Regions from separate parts of the Homo sapiens genome. Here all the other regions are linked to region 1. A link is a loop called in an ENCODE intact Hi-C map of the cell type or tissue named here. Cell type or tissue: A673. All regions are shown on one strand.

The links. A loop is a pair of places that touch in the nucleus more often than their neighbours do. Peaks named below come from ENCODE experiments on the same cell type or tissue, not always from the same donor. Only the 100,000 strongest peaks of a DNase experiment are listed, where the experiment ranks them.
Region 2: it touches region 1 in a loop (4-fold over the local background); 95 of 110 quality-filtered maps call a loop at or near these places.
Region 3: it touches region 1 in a loop (6-fold over the local background); 106 of 110 quality-filtered maps call a loop at or near these places.

What each region holds. Positions count from the first base shown.
Region 1 is chr11:33,853,621-33,861,620 of GRCh38, reverse strand. It overlaps LMO2 (LIM domain only 2), which reads left to right. Exons shown (of 6, transcript NM_005574.4): 6 at 2,046-3,045. The coding sequence ends at 2,265. Among named protein-coding and RNA genes, the nearest start is that of LMO2, 34 kb to the left of the region's middle. RefSeq lists a silencer at 3,469-3,642. In A673, a CTCF peak has its summit at 3,603 (motif pointing left); a DNase peak (open chromatin) is centred at 3,560; H3K27ac peaks cover 1,112 bases.
Region 2 is chr11:33,983,727-33,991,726 of GRCh38, reverse strand. No RefSeq gene overlaps it. Among named protein-coding and RNA genes, the nearest start is that of CAPRIN1, 64 kb to the left of the region's middle. RefSeq lists an enhancer at 1,407-1,978. In A673, CTCF peaks have their summits at 3,542 (motif pointing right) and 6,845 (motif pointing right); DNase peaks (open chromatin) are centred at 3,566 and 6,856; H3K27ac peaks cover 2,561 bases.
Region 3 is chr11:33,968,047-33,976,046 of GRCh38, reverse strand. No RefSeq gene overlaps it. Among named protein-coding and RNA genes, the nearest start is that of CAPRIN1, 80 kb to the left of the region's middle. RefSeq lists silencers at 4,691-4,985, 6,131-6,425. In A673, CTCF peaks have their summits at 4,633 and 4,832 (motif pointing right); a DNase peak (open chromatin) is centred at 4,836; H3K27ac peaks cover 1,682 bases.

The sequences.
Region 1 (8,000 bases):
CCAGAACTGTCTTTCCACTCTGTGACCTCCAATGTGGCGGTTACCTGCAGCTCCACCATCTGCTACGTTGGGATAAAATGTTCTCCCCCCAGTAATGAGTTTGCTCCCAGGCGGTGCTTTGAAAACACTCAGAGATCTTCAAATGGAAAGCAGGATTCAGAGGCAAATTAGCTGGCCCTGGCCCGAACAATGAGCTCTCCACTCACAGACCACCTCTTGTCAATTCCATTAATCTCGCCCAAATATTGCAAAATGTGTCAACTGCCCTTAGGTCCCCTACAACCTCTCAGAATGTACCCACTGATTCTCTGATATCCTGAAATCAACCAGAACTTCCAATAAGAGCAAGCATTCACCTAAAACTGTCCTAAAGGTTTTATGTAGAAACCACCTGCTAACATGCTATGTTTTCAGCCACGAGTGAAAATTACTTCCTGCAGCAAGACTGGCACAGCTGGGAATACACCCAAGATGTGTTAAAACATAACCAGCGTTGGCTTAGCCCTTGACCATGGGTGCCCTGACATGCTTCGTTTGGTTGTTTTAACAGCTGAGTGAGGTGGAGCCTATGATGGCTGCCATTTCACTGAGGCTCAGAGAATCAGAGGTCTCTCCAGGGTCACTCAGGGCTGGTCCGGGACATTGAAGCTGGGTCTTCTCTGCTTCCGGTACTTGTGTTACTGCACTTTTGCTGTTGATTCTCAAATGTCAGCCTGCAACCAGTCCCCCGGAAGTGTTCATTAACGCACAGACTGCTGGGCCTTCTCCCCAGGGTGTCTCAGTTGGGTAGGGAAGGAGGAGGGCTGAGAATTTGTTTTTTTGTTTGTTTGTTTAGTTTTTGCTTTTCTTTTGAGTCAAGGTATGGCTCTGTGGCCCAGGCTGGAGTGCAGTGGCATGATCTCGGCTCACTGCAACCTCCACCTCCCGGGCTAAAGCCATCCTCCCACCTCAGCCTCCCAAGTATTAATAGCTGAGACTAGAGGCATGCACCACCGCACCCGGCTAATTTTTGTATTTTTTGTAAAGACACAGTTTCACCATGTTGCCCAGGGTGGTCTCGAACTTGTGAGCTCAAGTGATTTGCCTGCCTCAGCCTCCCAAAGTGTTGGGATTACAGGTGTGAGCCACTGCGCCCAGCCTGAGAATTTGTATTTCTGTCAGGTTCCCAGGCAGTGCTGATGTCGCTGGTCCCAGGACCAACACTTTGAGAACCACTGCACTGAGCCCTGCCATGTTCTGTCTCCCACCTTGACACTGAATACTGCCTGAAATAAGTGACTGATCAACTGAGGCTTGGGAGAGTCTTGATTTAAATGTCAGAAAAGAAGTTTCCCTTTTGATTCATGCCAGTGGGCAGCGAGGGCCATGAATTAAGATCCTCCCTTCATGGTGGAGAGATGCTGTTGGTCCTCCATATCTCAGAGGCACGATTAGCTGCACCGCGTGTTTTCTGTGGAACTCCCTGTCTCCCAGCAGCTGGGGCCCCAGCGAATAATCAGGGGGAGATGTGCTTTGCAGCTTATGGAGGTATTCAAGGCCAGCTCTCCCCATGGGTAGAATCAGTGGCTGTTGACATGATAGAGTTTGGGAGCCTCAGAAGAATGCCCGTTTTATTGCATTCCTGGTCAGTACCCTCTCAAAGGGGCCCCTAGGGTCTCTCTCCAGCTGCTCTTCTGAAATGAGGGTTCCCCTGGGAGGGGACAGGTAATACTTGCCTAACTCCTTATGATAGATCACATCAGCTGAGAGCCTTGCCCACAGAGGAGGAGCCAGGGGGCAGCCTAGGGGAATGATGAGCGGTTGCTGCAGACAAGGAGAGGGCTCAGAAAAGGGAGGAGTTATGCCAGATCCAAATGCCAGTTTCATCTGAGTTCCCTCTGCCTGCTGGTGAAGACTGCACTAGCCGGCCCTCCTTCTGGAGCCGACCTTCCCTGGCTTCCTGACATCCTGAAAGTTCGGCCTCCTTTCTAGGGCTCATCCCCGAGCCCTGTCTTCCAGGATTGTCCCTTTCACTGTCTTCTTAGCTTTTCTTTCTTTTGCCCCAGGCTTTTTGGGCAAGACGGTCTCTGCGCATCCTGTGACAAGCGGATTCGTGCCTATGAGATGACAATGCGGGTGAAAGACAAAGTGTATCACCTGGAATGTTTCAAATGCGCCGCCTGTCAGAAGCATTTCTGTGTAGGTGACAGATACCTCCTCATCAACTCTGACATAGTGTGCGAACAGGACATCTACGAGTGGACTAAGATCAATGGGATGATATAGGCCCGAGTCCCCGGGCATCTTTGGGGAGGTGTTCACTGAAGACGCCGTCTCCATGGCATCTTCGTCTTCACTCTTAGGCACTTTGGGGGTTTGAGGGTGGGGTAAGGGATTTCTTAGGGGATGGTAGACCTTTATTGGGTATCAAGACATAGCATCCAAGTGGCATAATTCAGGGGCTGACACTTCAAGGTGACAGAAGGACCAGCCCTTGAGGGAGAACTTATGGCCACAGCCCATCCATAGTAACTGACATGATTAGCAGAAGAAAGGAACATTTAGGGGCAAGCAGGCGCTGTGCTATCATGATGGAATTTCATATCTACAGATAGAGAGTTGTTGTGTACAGACTTGTTGTGACTTTGACGCTTGCGAACTAGAGATGTGCAATTGATTTCTTTTCTTCCTGGCTTTTTAACTCCCCTGTTTCAATCACTGTCCTCCACACAAGGGAAGGACAGAAAGGAGAGTGGCCATTCTTTTTTTCTTGGCCCCCTTCCCAAGGCCTTAAGCTTTGGACCCAAGGAAAACTGCATGGAGACGCATTTCGGTTGAGAATGGAAACCACAACTTTTAACCAAACAATTATTTAAAGCAATGCTGATGAATCACTGTTTTTAGACACCTTCATTTTGAGGGGAGGAGTTCCACAGATTGTTTCTATACAAATATAAATCTTAAAAAGTTGTTCAACTATTTTATTATCCTAGATTATATCAAAGTATTTGTCGTGTGTAGAAAAAAAAACAGCTCTGCAGGCTTAATAAAAATGACAGACTGAAATACAGTGTTGTTTATTTGATTACGACTTATAATTTGGGATGGCGGGGAAATGCTCTGCTTTTTCTTTTCTAAAGGAGAAGCAAATAAGCAATTTACTCTTAGGTCAAATAAAAACTTCTGTGTATTGCAAGGGTTTGTATGAGGCAGGCACATTTCTATATTACTGGCAATTATGTAACAGGTCATCATGTAGCTCAGAGGAATGTAGAATAATTAAATTGTTATTGTACAATATGCATTTCACTTCAGCATTGTATGGAGTGAGTGGAAGGCAAGATCATTGCCTTTGGGAAACTTGTAACCTAGAAAGGACACAAATACATAAAGCAGATTCCCTTTGGGAGAGAAGGTAATTACCTAGTTTGAAATGTGGCAAAGATGCTGAGCTTGACACTTCGATTTTCCAAGACGGGTGTCTCAGGGTGTTTTATGACAAGTGGTTAAGAGGACCTTTACTTTGCGGATTTAAAGCAGGCACCTTGGTTTGTGTGTTTGCCTTCCCCGGAGTCAGGCCGCCCCCATGAACTGATGCAGAGCGCCACCTTCTGGCCATCACCTTAAAGCGCGCTAGCCCAGGAGGGTCCCGACGTAGGACAAACCTAGATGAAGAAGAATATGCTTTTCAATGATTTCCTTAGAGTACTCGGAAATGCAAGAAGTCTAAATGTGTTCAGTTATTAAGACACAAGAAACATGCAGCTAAGGCTGCATGTTAACTATAAGATTCCTTTAAATCTTCCTAAGGTTTGTGATCTTTGTTATTTTTAATTTTTTTAAATCCCTGGACAGAGAGACAAATGATTTTTTTTCTTCTAGAGGAGAAATAATGAAGTGATGGCTCTCTTGGTCTGTAAAATGCTACAAGTAGTTGGGAAATTTGACTGCTTAAGGTGGCCTATTTAAAACAAATCCAGTTACATTGCATTCCAGCTCAGGTGATGGAAAGGCATTACCAGCGAGGGGATGTTTGTTCTAAGTCAGTGGTTCTCAAACTCTCTGGGGACCAGCAGAATCAACATCACCTGGTAACTTATTATAATAAAGAAACAGATTCATGGGCCCCACCCCAGATACCCTAAATCAGAAAATCTGGGGATGGGGTTCAGCAATTTGTGGGTTGTTTGTTTGTTTCTTTGTTTTGAGACAAGATCTCTCTCTGTCCCCCAGGCTGGAGTGCAGTGTTATGATCCTGGCTCGCTGCAGCCTTGACTTCTTGGGCTCAAGCAATCCTCCCACCTCAGCCTCTGTAGTAGCTGAGACTACAGGCTCACACCACCACGCCCAGCTAATTTTTATCTTTTTGGTAGAGATTGGGTTTCCCCATGTTGCTCAGGCTGGTCTTGAACTCCTGGACTCAAGTAATCCACCTGCATTGGCCTCCCAAAGTGTTGGGTTATAGACATGAGCCACCGTGCCCCACCTGTGTTTTAATATGCCTTAAAGATGATTCTGACGCATGCTCAAGTTTGAGAATGGCTATTCTAAAATATCTCCCAGTTAGGAAGATCAAGCATTCTAAGTTATTAATATTTGATGCAAAGGTTAATCACTGAAACTCTTCCACATGTAGATACTGTCTACCCTTGGTTCCTAAACTGAAAACTTTCACATACATTCATCACTCATTTGTTCTGCACATCATCTTCAAAATCAATCACAATTTAATTCACCATTTTAAACCATATTTACAGTAATAATAGTAATGGTAATAGATTTTATCTATGCAATTATCTTATAAGCAGTATTAAGTAAAAATACAAATGATCATTGCTTTGGAAATCTAAACTTTATTCTTAATCCCCATTGTAGCACAACACACATTAAGATTCAAGAAATCAGCCAATATTTTTGTCATGCTCAACAAAGCAATAATTAACCTTTTCCATTTGTCAATGGCACCATCTTGCAGAATTGTGGATGCGCAGGCAGTCTTTGTAGCACGTCACCCCAGGGGCCCAAATATCTAACCCACAACTGACTTAAGAGGAAAGACATGTAAAGGGACTCAGTGGGACCAGCTCCCAAGGTCTACCCTGGTGGTCCTTGCATGAATGTGTTACTGTGTGTGCTCTAGACCTAGGGTCAGGAGAACTGACATCTGCTCTCTTCCCTGGTCCGTGCCTTCATTAAAGCAGTTGGCTGGAACATTTTGCATCCTCTTATCTCTTGAATGTCTTTTGCCCCAAACCAGCTTCCTTTTATTGCTGCTTCTAAAATAACTACTACTTTTCAGGAAAACTTGGAGTCCTACAAAGTTAAAATAGAACAAGCATCTAGGAGATTTATCATCTGAAGACTTGGATTTGAATTCCAGTGGACATGACTTTAATTGCTTAATAACCATTTACATAGCACTTACCATTTGCCAGGCACTCTTCTAGTTTTACATACATTAACTCCTTGAGGCCACATAACCTGCCTCGGTGGCAGTTTCTACTTCTTATCACCTGCATTGTGCTGCCAAGGAAAATGAAGCACAGATGGTTAAGTAACTAACTTCCTAAGGTCCTGCAGCTGAGAAGTGACAGCAGTCGCTTTAACCAAGGCGCTTCACCCTGTGCCCTGCTGCTCTCTCGAAGTCTCACCTCACTGAACAGCAGGTTTCCCATCTGCAAAAGAGGGAGAATGAACACCTTCCGTCCCAGATTATTTGGGGATATTTGAGTTTAGGCAGAAATGTAAACAAAGCACAATGATATAGGATTAGCACCACAATAAAGCAATGTAAAAAGTGCTCTGGAAACGCAGATAAGGGAACAATTAAATTGGCCCAAGCATATCTGTCTGGAGTAAAGAGAAAGAGACATTTGAAATGGCCTTGGACCTGGAAGAGCAAAGACTTGGGGACCTTGACTTGCAGCATGAGTATTTCAGTGAGCCCAGTTTGTGTATGGGTGTTGGCTGGAGGCCAGCCAGTGAAGGGTTTAAATTTTGATGCTGTCACTTTCTGGTGGGGTGCCCTTAATTGCCAGTTTCTACAAGATCTGGGCCCTGTGGACATTGCTGACCTGTGACTTGACCTTGGACCCTCAGCTCAAGCCCCGCCTCTTCCAGGTAGCCCCCTCAATCTCTCCAATTTACAGCTGCTCATCCAATCATTCTCAAGTACTAGAAATCTTCTAATTAATAGGATAAACTATTAATATGCTGGCTCCTGGACCAAACTGCAAATCTACAGAATCAGGATCTCTTGGATGGGACCCAGGAATCTACACATTCATCAAGCAACTCCTCTTCCTTTGTTGTCCCCTGACTTCAATAGAACATTGCTGCTAAACCCTGAACCCTGAGTTCCACAAAATCAGGGACACTGTCTCTGGTTTACCCTTGCCAGACTGTAGCACCTGCCTGGCACATAGTGCCCAATATATTTCCTTCCTTCCTTTGTTCCTTCCTCCTTCCGTTCTTCCTCCTTCCTTCCCTTTTCTTCCTTTCCTTCTCTTCCTTCCCCCCCTTCCCTTCCCTCTCTCTTTCTCCCTTTCTTTCCTCCTCTTTTTTTTTTTTTTTTTAGAGACAGGGTCTTGCTCTGTCTCCCAGGCTGGTTTTGAACTCCTGGGCTCAAGCAATCCTCTTGCCTCAGTCTCCCAAAGTGTTGGGATTACAGGTTTGAGCCACCATGCCCAGCCTGATTGTTATATTTTCTTTGTTTTATTTAAAACTTTGTTCTCTGCTTTTTTCTTTCTTTCTTTCTTTCTTTTTTTTTTTTTGAGATGGAGTCTCAGTCTGTGGCCCAGCCTGGAGTGCAGTGGCATGATCTTGGCTCACTGCAACCTCCACCTCCTGGGTTCAAGAGATTCTTCTGCCTCAGCCTCCCGACTAGCTGGGATGACAGGCATGCACCACCACACTAGGTTAATTTTTGTAAAGACAGGGTTTCACCAGGCTGGTCTCGAACTTCTGACCTCAGGTGATCCGCCCACCTCGACCTCCCAAAGTGCTGGGATTACAGGCATGAGCCGCTGCGCCCCACCTATTCTCTACTTTAAAACTTGATTTGAGAAGAAGGCCTTTTCTGAAACTAGCCTTTAAGTTCTTTATCATCGCTCACAGCATTTAGGCCAATGTCATGCATGTGGAAAAGCAGGAACAAATATTTATGGCATGAGTAGCTAAGAGAGAGGGCCAGTAAGTAAATAAATAGGGGAGATGAGGTTTTCTATAATTTTAAGAATAAATGGTAAATCAACATCAAAGTAGGAAGTAAAACCCAGGAATTTGCAGGGAAGGGGCAAGGAAGATAGAAGATAAGTCTGCAACATCTTGTTATTCCAGAAAGTAAGGAAATAGTAAAAACTAAATAAATAAATGAAATGAAATGAAAAAAATGATGTAAACATGTCATAAAGACAAAGGAGCCAGCTTAAAGGGGCTCTCAATAGCCAAATCTAAGACAATTTGATTATCAAAACAATTAAGGACAGTAACGAATTAAGGATAGTAATGAGTTTTAAGCATGGCAGGGGGCAGAATTCATGAGTTTATTCCAGTGATAAATAAATGAGGGAGAAGGAAGGACTCGTGTTTACAGCAGAATCTTGGATGCCAACTGGTAAATGGGAAGACAGCATGAGAGCTGGAAAAATCATTTTGCAACTGTGACAGTTAAGATAGAATCAAGCAAGCATTATCAATAGATGCTAAATTTCAACAGAGAAACAAAGAACAAGATATGGATATTTGGATGGTCTTCAAGTACCTTCCCATATATTCCTCACTAGCTATGAGAAGGAAAAACGCTAATTACACAGTAGAGAAATTGGATAGCACCTTGACCAGGTGATCTATGTGGGGCAGATGAGCATCTCAGGCCTCCAGATGTGATATCTGAAAAGGACAGAGAGGATCACTCTTTTTAGTAGTTCTGCTGAGAATATATAACATGTCTAATTATGAGACAAATCATTAGACAAACCCAAAATGATGAACATTCTAGTTTTAAAAGTTGATGGGGGGGA
Region 2 (8,000 bases), 130 kb before region 1:
TTTAAAGCTTGAAAGTAGCTGTCTTTACTGAACACTGAATGTGAAATGCTTTACACACATTTAACCCACACAGCTATTCTACAAGGTGACTGTTATTCTCATTTTACAGAGGAGGAAACTGAGCCATCAGGAGAAAAGCAATCTGTGGTATTGTGTCCAGAATTGTGGGGTTCTTGGCCTCACTGACTCCAAGAATGAAGCCGCAGACACTCGCGGTGAGTGTTACAGCTCTTAAGGTGGTGCGTCTGGAGTCTATCCCTTCTGATGTTCAGATGTGTTCGGAGTTTCTTCCTTCTGGGGGGTTCGTGGTCTCGCTGGCTCAGGAGTGAAGCTGCAGACCTTCGCAGTGAGTGTCACAGCTCTTAAAGCAGCGTGTCTGGAGTTGTTTATTCCTTCCGGTGGGCTTGTGGTCTTGCTGGGCTCAGGAGTGAAGCTGCAGATCTTCGCGGTGAGTGTTACAGCTCATAAAAGCAGCATGCACCCAAAGAGTGAGCAGTAGCAAGATTTATTGCAAAGAACAAAGCTTCCACAGTGTGGAAGAAAACCTGAGCAGGTTACCAATGCTGGCTCGGGCAGCCTGCTTTTATTCTCTTATCTGGCCCCACCCACATCCTGCTGATTGGTAGAGCCAAGTGGCCTGTTTTGTCAGGGCGCTGATTGGTGCATTTACAATCCCTGAGCTAGATACAAAGGTTCTCCACGTCCCCATCAGATTAGTTAGATACAGAGTTTCGACACACAGGTTCTCCAAGGCCCCACCAGAGCAGCTAGATACAGAGTGTCGATTGGTACATTCACAAACCTTGAGCTAAACACAGGGTGCTGATTGGTGTGTTTACAAACCTTGAGGTAGATACAGAGTGCCGATTGGTGTATTTACAATCCTTGAGCTAGACATAAAGACTCTCCACGTCCTCACCAGAGCAGCTAGATACAGAGTGTCGATTGGTGCACTCACAAACCTTGAGCTAAACACAGGGTGCTGATTGGTGTATTTACAATCCCTGAGCTAGATATAAAGACTCACCACGTCCTCACCAGAGCAGCTAGATACAGAGTGTCGATTGGTGCACTCACAAACCTTGAGCTAAACACAGGGTGCTGATTGGTGTATTTACAATCCCTGAGCTAGATATAAAGACTCTCCACGTCCCCACCAGACTCAGGAGCCCAGCTGGCTTCACCTAGTGGATCCCGCACCGGGGCTGCAGGTGGAGCTGCCTGCCAGTCCTGCGCCGTGCGCTCGCATTCCTTAGCCCTTGGGTGGTCGATGGGACGGGGCGCCTGGAGCAGGGGGTGGTGCTCGTCCGCGAGGCTCGGGCCGCACCGGAGCCCATGGAGGGGGTGGGAGGCTCAGGCATGGCGGGCTGCAGGTCCCTAGTCCTGCCCGGCGGGAAGGCAGCTAAGGCCCGGCAAGAAATCGAGCGCAGCGCCGGTGGGCCAGCACTGCTGGGGGACCCAGTACACCCTCCGCAGCCACTGGCCCGGGTGCTAAGTACCCCATTGTCCGGGGCCAGCAGGGCTGGCTGGCTGCTCCGAGTGCGGGGCCAGCCAAGCCCACGCCCACCCGGAACTCCAGCTGGCCCGCAAGCGCCGCACGCAGCCCCGGTTCCGGCTCGTGCCTCTCCCTCCACACCTCCCTTCAAGCTGAGGGAGTGGGCTCCGGCCTTGGCCAGCCCAGAAAGGGGCTCCCACAGTGCAGTGGGGGGCTGAAGGGCTCCTCAAGTGCCACCAAAGTGGGAGCCCAGGCAGGGGAGGTGCCGAGAGCAAGCGAGGGCTCTGAGGACTGCCAGCACGCTGTCACCTCTCAGTATTTTACAGAGTAAGTAGTGGTAAAGACCCACGCTTTTCACTATATTATTTTGACTGCTGTGATTCACTGCCCTCCTTCTCTACTGCTTCTTAAACTTTCCTGGTTAAGTGTTAACAAACAGAGGTATAGAGAGAAGGGCTGGGTCTTGCCACTCAACGTGTGGTCTTTGGACCAACAACAGGTATTACGTGGGAGCTCGTTAGAACTGCAGAATCGCAGCCTTAGCCTAGCCATGCTGAGTCAGGATCTGCAAGTGTAGGTGCGACTCCACAGGCCTCACACCCATGGAGCTGGCCCTGCCTACAGGAGAGACATCTGCACGTGAAAGCATGAGAAGCATTGTCCTAGAGGATTTTGTGATGCAATCTTTCACCAACGGGATGGCTTTAGTTTTATCTTTTTGCCTTTTTATCTCAAAGTATTTTAAAATGTTTCATTTATGCTCCTTAATATATCCATTGGTCTTACTATAAAATAACATTTACCCCAAAAAACCTTGAAGGAAAACTGATACTCTGATATGGTTTGGCTCTGTGTCCCCACCCAAATCTCATCTCAAACTGTAATTCCCATATGTCAAGGCAGGGATCTGGTGGGAGGTGATTGGATCATGGGAGTGGTTTCTCCTGTGATGTTCTTGTGACGGTGTGTGTAAGTTTTCATGAGATCTGAAGCTTTGAAAGTGTTTGGCAGTTTCCCCTGTCTTCTCTTTCTCACCTGCTGCCATGTAAGACATGCCTTGCTTCCCCTTGGCTTTCTGCCATGATTGTAGGTTTCCTAAGGCCTCTCCATCCATGCAGAACTGTGTGTCAATTAAACCTCCTTTCTTTATAAAGTATCCACTTTTGGATATGTCTTTATAGCAGGGCGAAAATGGACTAATACATACTCTTAGATGATACACTGTGTTTACTTACCGTATCAGTACCTACAGGATTCTGCTTATTCCAGAAAGTCCACACATCCTAGTGTGGAAAACCTGGGCTTAGCCCATCCTAGGTGTAGACTGCAGAGCCCTTGCGTAGATGCTTTTGACAGAATCACCTCCATATGAGTTTCATGTCCTATTTGTCCAAGAAGTTGAGCATTCATGCAATGTCTCCTTAAACCCCTTATTTAAGCTCTCCAAATCTCAGTCTTCTCATCTATAAAATGGGAAGAATAGCACCTATCATCGAGGTATGTTGTGAAGTTTAAACAAATAATACATAAGGCCGGGCATGGTGGCTCATTCCTGTAATCCCAGCACTTTGGGAGGCTGAGGGGGGTGGATCGCTTGAGTCTAAAAGTTCAAGACCAGCCTGGGTGACATGGTAAAACCTTGTCTCAAAAAATAAAAACAAAAACACACAAAAAACTAGCCGGGCATGGTGGCGCATGCCTCTAGTGCCAGCTACCCGGGGGGTGGGGGGTGGGTGGGGAGGCTGAAGTGAGAGGATCGCTTGAGCCCGGGAGGCGGAGGTTACAGTGAGCTGAGATTGTGCCATGGCACTCCAGCCTGGGTGACGGAGAGAGAACTTGTCTCGAAAAAAAAAAAAAGAAAAGCTTAGAGTCTGGTGAAGATGACTTTTATATTTTTCAGTGAGAGAAACTATTTCTAAAAAGAACTCTAAGGTCACTGGGAGGAGCAACAGCAGCAGCATTGACAAGAGGGTCTCTTACACCAAGTCAACGTTCGTCGGTTGCATATTAAAGAATAAGAGCTGGGCAGCACTGTGGATGCCCCTCAAGGCTCAAGGGGGCGCTCTAAGCTTCAATTCTAGGGACTTGGCAAGCACATTCAGCCAGGGCTTGTGCTTTGAATACAAGCAGAGGCAGGGGAGTTTTGCAGAGAAGGAGGTAGGTGGGCTGTGCTTAGGAAAATTGGATTTTCTGCCAGTCTGGGCATGTGGAAGCTTGAGAGATGCATTTGGGAACATTTTTGGGAAAATATTTTTTACCTCTCAAATTCTACAATTGAATATGGTAACTTAAATATATGTATATATTTAGGTTATATACATTAAACATGCTATTGTAAAAATTTCAAATATTAGAGAAAGTGTAGCTTTGAAGGTGAAAGTCCCCCCACTATGGCCCTTCCACTTAAAGAAGAAAAAGTGTTAAGCGTATTTGTTATGCATATTTGCTATGTAAAGTGTTAAGCGTATTTGCTATGACTAAATTAACTACTCAGCTAAATCACTATATGTATACAAGAACATACGCATATGTTTTTATATAAGTATAAGTGCTGACATTTATTTTTTATTTATTTATTTTTTGAGACATGGTCTTGCTTTGTCACCCAGGCTGAAGTGCAGTGGTGCCATCTTGGCTCACTGTAACCTCTGCCTACTGTGTTCAAGTGATTCTTGTGCCTCAGCCTCCCGAGTAGCTGGGACTACAGGCATGTGCCACCATGCCTGGCTAATTTTTAAATTTTTGGTAGAGACAGGGTTTCGCCATGTTGGCCAGTCTGGTCTCGAACTCCTGACCTCAAGTGGTCCGCCTGCCTCGGTCTCCCAAAGTGCTGGGATTACAGGTATGAGCCACCATGCCTAGCCATGAATGCTGACATTTAGCTTCACAAGGCTAACTTGAGCTGTGAAGCAAAAGCCTGGAAAGCTTGTGTCGTGTGGCCCAGGACATGCTCTTCCCATGAGCAAGTAGCACAAAAAGCAAATTATCAGAAACTTACGATCTGAGTGTGGAAACAAAACAAAGGGAGGAAATTAATCTTCTGAAATTTCTCTCAACTAAGAGGGTACCCTTCTCTTACTCCCCCTCCAGCACATCCGGGAACTAGTATCTCACAGCACATATTTTGAAAAATGCTGACTTTCTGTTTGTCATTTTTAGGTTTCCTTAAAGCAGAAATTATAGCTAGGTTATGTTGTTGCCTTTTAAATTATTTTTTTTTTAGTTTATTTTTTTATTGATCATTCTTGGGTGTTTCTCGCAGAGGGGGATTTGGCAGGGTCCTAGGACAATAGTGGAGGGAAGGTCAGCAGATAAACAAGTGAACAAAGGTCTCTGGTTTTCCTAGGCAGAGGACCCTGGGGCCCTCCGCAGTGTTTGTGTCCCTGGGTACTTGAGATTAGGGAGTAGTGATGACTCTTAACGAGCATGCTGCCTTCAAGCATCTGTTTAACAAAGCACATCTTGCACCACCCTTAATCCATTTAACCCTGAGTGGACACAGCACATGTTTCAGAGCGCACAGGGTTGGGGGTAAGGTCACAGATCAACAGGATCCCAAGGCAGAATAATTTTTCTTAGTACAGAACAAAATGAAAAGTCTCCCATGTCTACTTCTTTCTACACAGACACGGCAACCATCCGATTTCTCAATCTTTTCCCCACCTTTCCCCCCTTTCCACTCCACAAAACCGCCATTGTCATCATGGCCCGTTCGCAATGAGCTGTTGGGTACACCTCCCAGACGGGGTGGTGGCCAGGCAGAGGGGCTCCTCACTTCCCAGTAGGGGCGGCCGGGCAGAGGCACCCCTCACCTCCCGGACGGGGCGGCTGGCCCGGGCCGGGGGGCTGACCCCCCCCACCTCCCTCCCGGACGGGGTGGCTGGCCTGGCGGGGGCTGACCCCCACCTCCCTCCCGGACGGGGTGGCTGCCGGGCGGAGACGCTCCTCACTTCCCAGACAGGGTGGCTGCTGGGCGGAGGGGCTCCTCACTTCTCAGACGGGGTGGTTGCCAGGCGGAGGGTCTCCTCACTTCTCAGACGGGGCGGCTGGGCAGAGACGCTCCTCACCTCCCAGATGGGGTCGCGGCCGGGCAGAGGCGCTCCCCACATCTCAGACGATGGGCGGCCGGGCAGAGACGCTCCTCACTTCCTAGATGGGATGGCCAGGAAGTGAGGACTGGGCAGCCAGGCAGAGAGGCTCCTCACGTCCCAGACAATGGGCAGCCAGGCAGAGACACTCCTCACTTCCCAGACGGGGTGGCGGCCGGGCAGAGGCTGCACTCTTGGCACTTTGGGAGGCCAAGGCAGGCGGCTGGGAGGTGGAGGTTGTAGCGAGCCGAGATCAAGCCACTGCACTCCAGCCTGGGCACCATTGAGCACTGAGTGAACCAGACTCCGTCTGCAATCCCGGCACCTCGGGAGGCCGAGGTTGGCGGATCACTTGCGGTTAGGAGCTGGAGACCAGCCCGGCCAACACAGCGAAACCCCGTCTCCACCAAAAAAATACGAAAACCAGTCAGGCGTGGCAGCGCGCGCCTGCAATTGCAGGCACACGGCAGGCTGAGGCAGGAGAATCAGGCAGGGAGGTTGCAGTGAGCCGAGATGGCAGCAGTACAGTCCAGCTTTGGCTCGGCATCAGAGGGAGACAGTGGGGAGAGGGGGAGGGGGAGGGGGAGGGGGCCTTTTAAATTATTTACATTTGAGTGAAAGTTAATATTTTTCTTTAACCTACCTATGGGTTCTTTGAAAAGATGTTTAATGACCTATTTAAGGTGACTAAAACCATCATATTAATTTTTTACTCCAAAGATAGTAGTAAAAGGGAAATTTCCGATAGCAGTTATTTAAAATAAATTGACAAGCCAAAAATATAACATATAATATTAATATTATTATCTAATAATTGATTATTAATTATCTAATATTAACATATTTTGGCTTGTCAATTTATTTTAATAATATAATATTAATAATATAATAGATAATATTAATATCTATTAATATTAATAAATATAAAAGTAAACTTTAGCCAGCCATGGCGGTGCACACTTATAGTCCCAGCTACTCAGGAGGCTGATGCAGGAGCCCAGGAATCCAAGGCTATCGTGAGCTATGATCACCCTCATGAAAACCACTGCACTCCAGCCTGGGCAACATAGTGAGATCCCATCTCAGAAAATAAATGTAAATCCTTGCCATTAGCTATGACTATAAATATCTAAAGTGTTTCTTTAAAATTAATCGTTATTCCTGTATCCTTTATCTATGTAAACCTAACGATGTGGGTTATGATTACTTTTAGGCACATAATAGGTGACAAACGGCACCTCTGGTACCAAAGTATTCCTCATCTCATCCACCAGAGGGTACTTGAGAGTTATTCAATAAAAGAACTTGGGAGAGCAAATTTTAAAATTTTAACTAGAAACCACAGTCCTAAAGTGATATATACACACACACTTCTGTTACATTATTAACCAAATTCATTTTGCTAAAAGATAGCCACATGTTTTTTTCCACTAAATTATAGAATTCTGATACTCTTCCATTTGCTTTTTGTTTGTTTGTTTGTTTTTAATTTGTTTTTTTTCAGAGACGGGGTCTCACTATGTGTTGCCCAGGCTGGTCTCAAACTTCTGGACTCAAGCGATCCTCCTGCCTTGGACTCCCAAAGTGCTGGGATTACAGGTGTGAACTGCCGTGCCTGGCCAAGTTAGAATGTCATTCGTATTCTTATACTCAATTTTGAACATTTTTTGAATCTAACCTAGGTTGGGGGTGGGGTACTGTGTATTTTACACACTATATTAAATGTGTTTTTCTATTGAAAATTGTGGTACTTACATTTACTAGAAAAGGCTAGTAATTTTATTATTATAATTCCAGAATTGTTTCTCTATTCTGTGTAATTAGCATATCATTTAACTGGATTTATCCTGGAGTCTCATGAAAGATGCAGCGTGTTATTTTTCTTTCATTAGGTTCATCTTCCACTTTTCTTTCCCATTCCATGTTCCAGTAAGAGCAAATTACTGTACTGTATATTAAAAAACTAAAAATTAGGCCAGGTGTGGTGGCTCACGCCTGTAATCCCAGCACTTTGGGAGGCTGAGGTGGGCGGATCACAAAATCGAGAGTTCAAGACCAGCCTGACCAACATGGTGAAACCCCGTCTCTACTAAAAATACAAAAATTAACCAGGCGTGGTGCCGTGCGCCTGTAATCCCAGCTACTCAGGAGTCTGAGACAAGAGAATCACTTGAACCCGGGAGGTGGAGGTTGCAGTGAGCTGAGATCATGCCATTGCACTCCAGCCTGGGCGACAGAGCGAGACTCCATCTTAAAAAAAAACAAGCAAAACACACACACACAAAGTAAAAATTAGAAATAGCCCAAATGACCAATAGTAGTGAATAGGAAAGCCAACAGTGGTGTTATGGCAATGGATATTTATATTGATCTATTAATAATATTATGTATACATTATAATACTGATGCAATAGCAG
Region 3 (8,000 bases), 110 kb before region 1:
CTCGGCTCCCAAAGTGCTGGGATTACAGATGTGAGCCACTGAGCCTGGCTTTTTTTTTAAAAACTAAGCACAACAATGCTGGATGTGGTGGCCCACCCCTGTAATTCCAGCACTTTGGGAGGCCAAAGCCTGAGGATCACTTGAGCTCAGGAGTTTGAGACCAGCCTGGGCAACATGGTGAAACCCCGTCTCTATCAAAAATACAAAAAAAAAAAAAAAAAAAAAAGGTTTTTTTTTGTTTTTGTTTTTGTTTAAGACTAAGCACAATGAAGTAGTTTTCAAATGTTGATGATGGCCTGGCTCCTAAAGAGGAATCCGGCGTCGGGTAGGGGCGAGAAAAAGGAGGAATTTTCTCTTAGAAGGCCACTGCTATCAGCGAGGTAAGCAGTCAGCTTCATCATTTTAAACTGGTTTGTGGGACCAGATTTCTGACCTGAAGGGTGAAGAATTGTGTGCTTGCTTCAGTTGGGGTCTCTTCTAACCAGTTTGTCCTTGCTAACATTGAAGAAATTGAGTCAGCCTTTTCATACTTTAAGAACCACTTCTTCAGGGGACTTTCTCATGTCCTGAAGCTCAGAGTGTCCTCATTCTTCTTTACATCTTAGTGACACCAAGATGTGAAGTCAGAAGGGCCTGATTTAAACAACGGTCCAGTCAGGCATCTGCCTTGGTGCTTCAGGCAAGTTATCTGACCTCAGTTTCCTCATCTATAAAATCGAATTAATAAAATAACCTACTTGGATAATGTATGTGTAATGGAAAATAAAAATAGTATATTAAACCAAACTGACTACAGCTACTTCTGCCTTTTAAGGGAGGTAGACACACTTTATATCAGCAAGGAAATTCATTTTTCCTTTGTGCCTTTCCCCAGAAGTGATAGAGAGTACACATGACACAGAAGCACACAGGGAGGGAGAGAGGGAGAGAGACAGAGAAAGAGAGAGGACGTGTGCATGCACTAGCATGAGATCAGGTAGGTCTGCTATTTAACAGAGCACGGCCATGGCGTTTGGATGTACTGAGGTGGGGCAGCAGTAGAATATATGCATAGAAGCTGGAAAGAGCTGAATTGCTCCACCCAGCAAAATAAAAGGAGTATCTAGTTTTGGCGGTTTCTAAAGGTCAGTAAGTAAGGGAGAAGACAGGGATAGCCTGCACAATATTGCAGAAGGCAGAAAGAACTTAAAGGTCTAGGAGAGACCAGTTATTATTGGTTTACATGCTTATATATGTCAAATCTCTTGGAATAATTCTTGGCACCAGTGAGCCCTTAATAAATGGCAACCAGTAGCCAATGAGATAGCAAAGCTATCTCGTTGGCCACGTGTAGTATCTCTCCATGGAGAAACTGTGTCATCTGTGTGTGTGTGTGTGTGTTGGGAAAAGGAGGTAGATGGCAAACAGGGATGTAATGGGTCCAAATTCTGGCTCCATCAGGTTTATTTCTCTGTTTCTTCAAGTTGTTTACTTATTTATTTAGATGGAGTCTCGATCTGTTGCCCAGGCTGGAGAGCAGTGGTGCAATTTCAGCTCACTGCAACCTGCGGCTCCCAGGTTCAAACAATTCTCCTGCCTCAGCCTCCCGAGTAGCTGGGATTACAGGTACGCACCACCATGCATAGCTAATTTTTGTATTTTTGGTAGAGGTGGGGTTTTGCCATCTTGGCCAGTCTGATCTTGAACTCCTCACCTCAGGTGATCCTAGCCTCTGAAAGTGCTAGGATTACAGGCGTGAGCCACCACGCCTGGCCCTTCATCTTTAAATTGGGGCAAGAAAATGGTACCTTGTCTTATAAGATTTACATGAAGTTTAGATGAAATAGTCTAGGCAATTCATAATCCAGGAATTTAGTTATTCTTCACTAAATATTAGCTCTTAGGAGTGTAGATGGTCCCTGACTTATGATGGTTCCATTTAGAATTTTTCAACTTTGCAGTGGTGTGAAAGCGATACACGTTCAGCAGCAACCATACTTCAAGTACCCATGCAACCATTCTGTTTTTCACTTTTGGTAATGTTAAAATGGAAATGAGATATTCAACACTTTATTATAAAATTGGCTTCGTGTTAGATGATATTGCTTAACTGTAGGCTGATGTAAGTGTTCTGAGCATGTCTGAGTAGACTAGGCTAAGCTATGATGTTCAGTAGCTTAGGTGTACTAAATGCATTTTTAAAATTTATTATTTATTTATTTATTTATTTTGAGATGGAGTCTCGCTCCATCGCCCAGGCTGGAGTGCAGTGGCGCCATCGCCATTCACTGCAAGCTCCGCCTCCTGGGTTCACGCCATTCTCCTGCCTCAGCCTCCTGAGTAGCTGGGACTACAGGCCCCCGGCTAATTTTTTTTGTATTTTTAGTAGAGACGGGGTTTCACCTTGTTAGCCAGGATGGTCTTGATCGCCTGACCTTGTGATCTGCCCGCCTTGGCCTTCCAAAGTGCTGGGATTACAAGCCTGAGCCACTGCGCCCAGTTTTAAATGCATTTTTGACTTAGGATATTTTCAACTTAGTTTATCAAGATGTAACCCCATTGTAAGTAAGAAACATTTGCATTCCACAATAATAGTCATATGAAGATGGTACACTGTCCTAAAACAAGGGCTTTGTGGTTTTATTTTTTAATTTTTTACATTTTTAAATGTTTTTGAGATGGAGTCTTGCTGTGTCACCCAGGCTGGAGTGCAGTGGCATGATCTTGGCTCACTGCAACCTCCACCTCCAGGGTTCAAGCGATTCTCCTGCCTCAGCCTCCCGAGTAGCTGGGATTATAGGTGCATGCCACGATGCCTGGCTAATTTTTGTATTTTTAGTAGAGACGGGGTTTCGCCATGTTGGCCAGGCTGGTCTCAAACTCCTGACCTCAGGTGATCTGCCCACCTTGGCCTCCTAAAGTGCTGGGATTACAGGCATGAGCCACCATGCCTGGCCGGTAGTTTTATTTTAAAATTAACACGTGCTGTACCTTTACGGCAGAAAACTTAAAAAGCAGAGCAGAGAAAAACAACCACCACTCCAACAAAAAGATCGCAGCTGCTAACATTTTGGTTTGTGTCTTTTTGTTTTTTATTCTCCCAAGTATATGTACATCTTTTTCTATCTTTTCAAAATGTGATACTGTTCTACAGTATGCTTCCCCCTTCCTGGTTTTTTAAACTTAGCAATAGACTGTGAATCTTTCCCATGGATGAATTGCTTCTTAAAATAGATGTTCCATTGAAAGTAGCCATATCCTGGGCCGGTAGATTCGTTACTATTCTTTTCTTCTTCCTCTTTTTTTTTTTTTTTTTTTTTTTTTTTTTAGTTGAGACGGAATCTCGCTCTGTCGCCCAGGCTGGAGTGCGGTGGTGCGATCTCGGCTCACTGCAAACTCCGCCTCCCAGGTTCACGCCATTCTCCTGCCTCAGCCTCCCGAGTACCTGGGATTATAGGTGTATGCCACCACACCTGGCTAATTTTTGTATTTGTAGTAGAGACGGGGTTTCGCCATTTTGGCTAGGCTGGTCTCGAACTCCTGACCTCAGGTGATCTGCCCACCTCGGCCTCCTAAAGTGCTGGGATTACAGACATGAGCCACCACGCCTGGCCGGTGGTTTCATTTTAAAATTAACACGTGCTGTATGTTTACGGCAGAAAACTTAAAAAGCAGAGCACAGAAAAACAACTACCACTCCCAACAAAAAGATCACAGCTGCTAACATTTTGGTTTGTGTCTTTTTGTTTTTTATTCTCCCAAGTATATGTACATCTTTTTCTATCTTTTCAAAACGCGATATTGTTCTACAGTATGCTTCCCCCTTCCTGGTTTTTTAAACTTAGCAATAGACTGTGAACCTTTGCCATGGATGAATTGCTTCTTAAAATAGATGTTCCATTGAAAGTAGCCATATCCTGGGCCAGTAGATTCGTTACTATTCTTTTCTTTTTTCTTTTCTTTTCTTTTTCTTTTCTTTTCTTTTTTTTTTTTTTTGAGACGGAGTCTCGCTCTCTCGCCCAGGCTGGAGTGCAGTGGCGCGATCTCGGCTCACTGCAAACTCCGCCTCCCAGGTTCACGCCATTCTCCTGCCTCAGCCTCCCGAGTAGCTGGGACTACAGGCGCCCGCTACCACGCCCGGCTGAGTTTTTGTATTTTTTTTAGTAGAGACAGGGTTTCACCGTGTCAGCCAGGATGGTCTTGATCTCCTGACCTCATGATCCGCCCGCCTCGGCCTTCCAAAGTGCTGGGATTACAAGTGTGAGCCACCGCGCCCGGCCTCTTTTTTTTTTTTAAAGGTGCGGATGCCCATGGCTGTCCAAATCTGTGAAGCTCTGCACACTGCATTTCCTTCTTGGAAAATTAGCACGTGCATATTAGCATGTAGCAAGCTCTGCAAAGCCCTTTCGTAAACAAGCTCCTCGACTTTGATTAGATCAGTGTTTTCCAAACTGATTTAACACTGGAGCCACTTATTCTCATAACTCCTATTAATGTCTCAGGATTCATTTGGGGAAACACTGTTGCAGGCTGAAGCTTCTTTAAGAGGAAGGAGAAGGTCTTGTGCATTTTTGTTGTTTCCACGCTGCCTTACAACTGGGTTTTAAAGAAATTATGAAAAATGGGATTGGATTGATGAATTCACTTCTAACCAACAGCCACACACGTGTAACTTGGGGGCCAAGGTTAGAGGCTGGGGCTGCACTCCGGAGTGCCTCTCAGTGTAAAGCTAATTGGCCCCTTTGGGGGATGAACCTCTGAACTTGGCCTCGTTAGTGCCGGCACAGAACAGCTGAGTTGGTTTATCTGGTGCCATAAAATTGTTCTCTCACCCAGATTCTCATGCTGTCCTCCAGGTGGCAATGCTGGTTTGTCAACCTTCTGAGATAGCGCCTGATACTTGGGCCGAGCAAAGATGGAAATGGAAGGGAAGCAGATGCGGATGAGGAATGGAGTTGGGAGTGGAGTGATTATTGAAAATTAGAAGACACCCTGTCAGGTTTGCAGCTGACATGAAGCTGAAGCGCAGCCTCATACATTGGGTGTCCAGATTCAGATTTTAAGGAATCTTGAGGAACCAGTAAGCCACAAGTAAATATTACTAGCATTTATTGAGCACCAACTATGGGGCTTACAACGTGCCAGATCATTTCATTCATTGTTTCTTTTAATGCCCTCAACAGACCTATGAGGTAGGTCTTGGAGGTTGAAATAATGGAGCTGGAAATTGGACCTTGATTCCTAAGGCCTGGTATTGTATATGAGAGCTTTGCTAGACTGAAATAAGAGGATATTTACCAGGGATGAAACATGCAAAATGTTTATCCATCTATCTATCTATCTCTCTATCTATCTATCTATCTATCTATCTATCTATCTATCTGCCTATCTCTCATCTATCTCTCATTTCATTAGTGTAGGATGGGCCTGATAACATTTCATGAAATTAATACTAGGGTTTTTTTTTTTAAGTTAGCCACCTGCTAAATAAATCAGTTACAGTTCTGGACTGCATCCTTTAAATGACAACACTCAGATCAGGACAGTGGAGATATTTATTTCCTAGCTCTTCTTTTCATTCTCGTGGTCACTATGCAAGATAAACATGGCCACACTGAATGATCCCAGAGTGGCCGGCTTAAAGTCTAGTTGTAGCACTGAGTGGTTCTACTCAGTATAACTGTATCTCTATTATACTTGTCACCTAGGAAATGTTGAAATTATTTCCCTAAATGCCTCATTCTCCCAGTGGACCATGCGTTTCTTGAGGGAAGAAACCATGCCCTTCATTTCTGTATTCATAGGGCCTAGCAAAGTACCTGGTACATATTAATAGTAAGTCATTAGTAAAGCTTTTTTTGAGATAGGGTCTGGCTCTGTGGTCCAGGCTGGAGTGCAGTGGCACGATCTTGGCTCACTGCAACCTCTGTCTGCCAGGCTTAAGAGATCCTCCTGCCTCAGCCTCCTGAGTAGCTGGTACTACAGGCACACACCACCACACCTGGCTAATTTTTTTATTTTTAGTAGAGACAGGGTTTTGCCATGTCGCCCAGGTTGGTCTCAAACTGCTGAGCTCAAGCGATCTGCCTGCCTTGGCCTCCCAAAGTGCTGGGACTACAGACTGAGCCACCACACCCAGCAAGCAAAGTTTAAATGAATGGATGAGTAAGTAAATGAAAGCTGTCTCCTGCAGAAATGTAATCAGAGCATGAACTGATGAAGGAACTGAGGAAGCTTAGTCTAGCCTAGAATAAAGAAGACCTGAAGGAGCTAGAACTATCTTGCAAGATGTAAAAGGCTGTTATAGGCATGAGGTTGTAGTGCAAGTTTGTGCTTCTTCAAGTGGAAGGCCAAGGAAGGCCAGTCTCTTAAACAAACAAGAATCTAACAGCAATCGCCTTTCCATCTCCTGAACCAGAGGTGGGATGGCCATCAGGTGGGAATGTGGGAGAAGGAGTTTCTGCATCGTGTGTCAGGCTGAACAAGAGGCCACTCAGGCTTGCAGCGGTCTTGTCACCACTTTGTGCCAGTGCCCAGAATAGTGCTGGCCACATAGAAGGCACTTGATAAATATTTACTGAAGAAATGAATAAACAGTCTTCTACTAATTGAAGATTCATTCAACTAACATTTATTAAATTTTTCTGTGTGTTAGGTCTGTGCTTGGCTGCAGAGGCTGTTTCAGGTAAAAGGACTCAGTCCCATCCTAAGGGGGAGTGTATCATTCTGGTTGGAGCACCAGGTAGAGCTAGACTGTCTGGGTTTGAAATCCAGCCCTGCCAATTACTTTACTTTGTTATGCCTCAGTTTCCTCAACTATAAAACGGGAGTGAAAATAGCATTCACCCGAAGGAATTATTTTGATAACTAAGTGAATTAACACTTGGCATTAACCACTCAAATGTTAATGATTATCATGGTACAGACTTTCCAGCAGGGCCACAGGTAAGTTACTATTATGTGATGGATGCTTTGATGGGTGCATCCAGACTGAAATATGTGAGCACCTGGACAGGTTAATAAATAGAAATTTTATCGAATCAATGTGCTGTAAATCTTTATTCAGTTTTGGGTTTTTTTGTAACAGAGTCTCGCTCTGTCATCTAGGCTGGAGTGCAGTGGTGCCATCATGGCTTACGGCAGACTCAACCTCCTAGACTCAAGCGATCCTCCCACTTCAGCCTCCCAAGTAACTGGGACCACAGGCATGCGCCACCACACCTGGCTAGTTTTTACAATTTTTGTAGAGATGGGGTCTCGCTATGTTGCCCAGGCTGATCTTGAACTCCTGGGCTCAAGCAGTCCTTCCACCTTGGCCTTCCAAAGTGTTGAGATTACAGGCATGAGCCACCACACTTGGCCATTTATTCAGTTTTTAAAACGGAAGAGGCTGAGCACTTGCGGAGGCAGGACTGCTGCTCACCCACCAGAGTTTTTTGGTGGTACTTTCCCTTCCTCTAGAGCTTTCTAGCATATACACTAGACATATATATTATATGTTGGGACCCTGTCAGGAGGGAAGGGCGAAGAAAGGAGGCCTGACACCCAAAGTTCTGAGCAATTCCACTCTGGCCCCAAATTCGCATTCCCCACTGGACCAAACAACCACTCCACAGTAAAACAGAGGTGACACCCTTGGAAGGCATGCCCCTTGGGGCACATTACCCCCAACCCTGAGGGACTTATCAGCATATTATTTCTAACCACATAGTGTACTATCCTGACAGGATTCTAGGAGATAAAATTTTTCTAATCTTATTACATCTCCTGTGATTTTTATTCCCCCTTGTAGATTTCTGCCCCAGGTGGTTGATCAGCTGGTCACCCCTTAACCCCTCTCTGCTCATGGGGGCTGTACAGAGTGCCCTGAGGTTGGTACCTGGTCCTGAATTGGAGGGTCAGGGAAGGGTACCTGGTCCTGAATTGGAGGGTCAGGGAAGACTAAAGGATATGTAGGAGTTAGCTATGCAAGCAGTTGGCAGGAATGGAACAGCATGTGCAAAGACCTGAGGTCGGTGGAG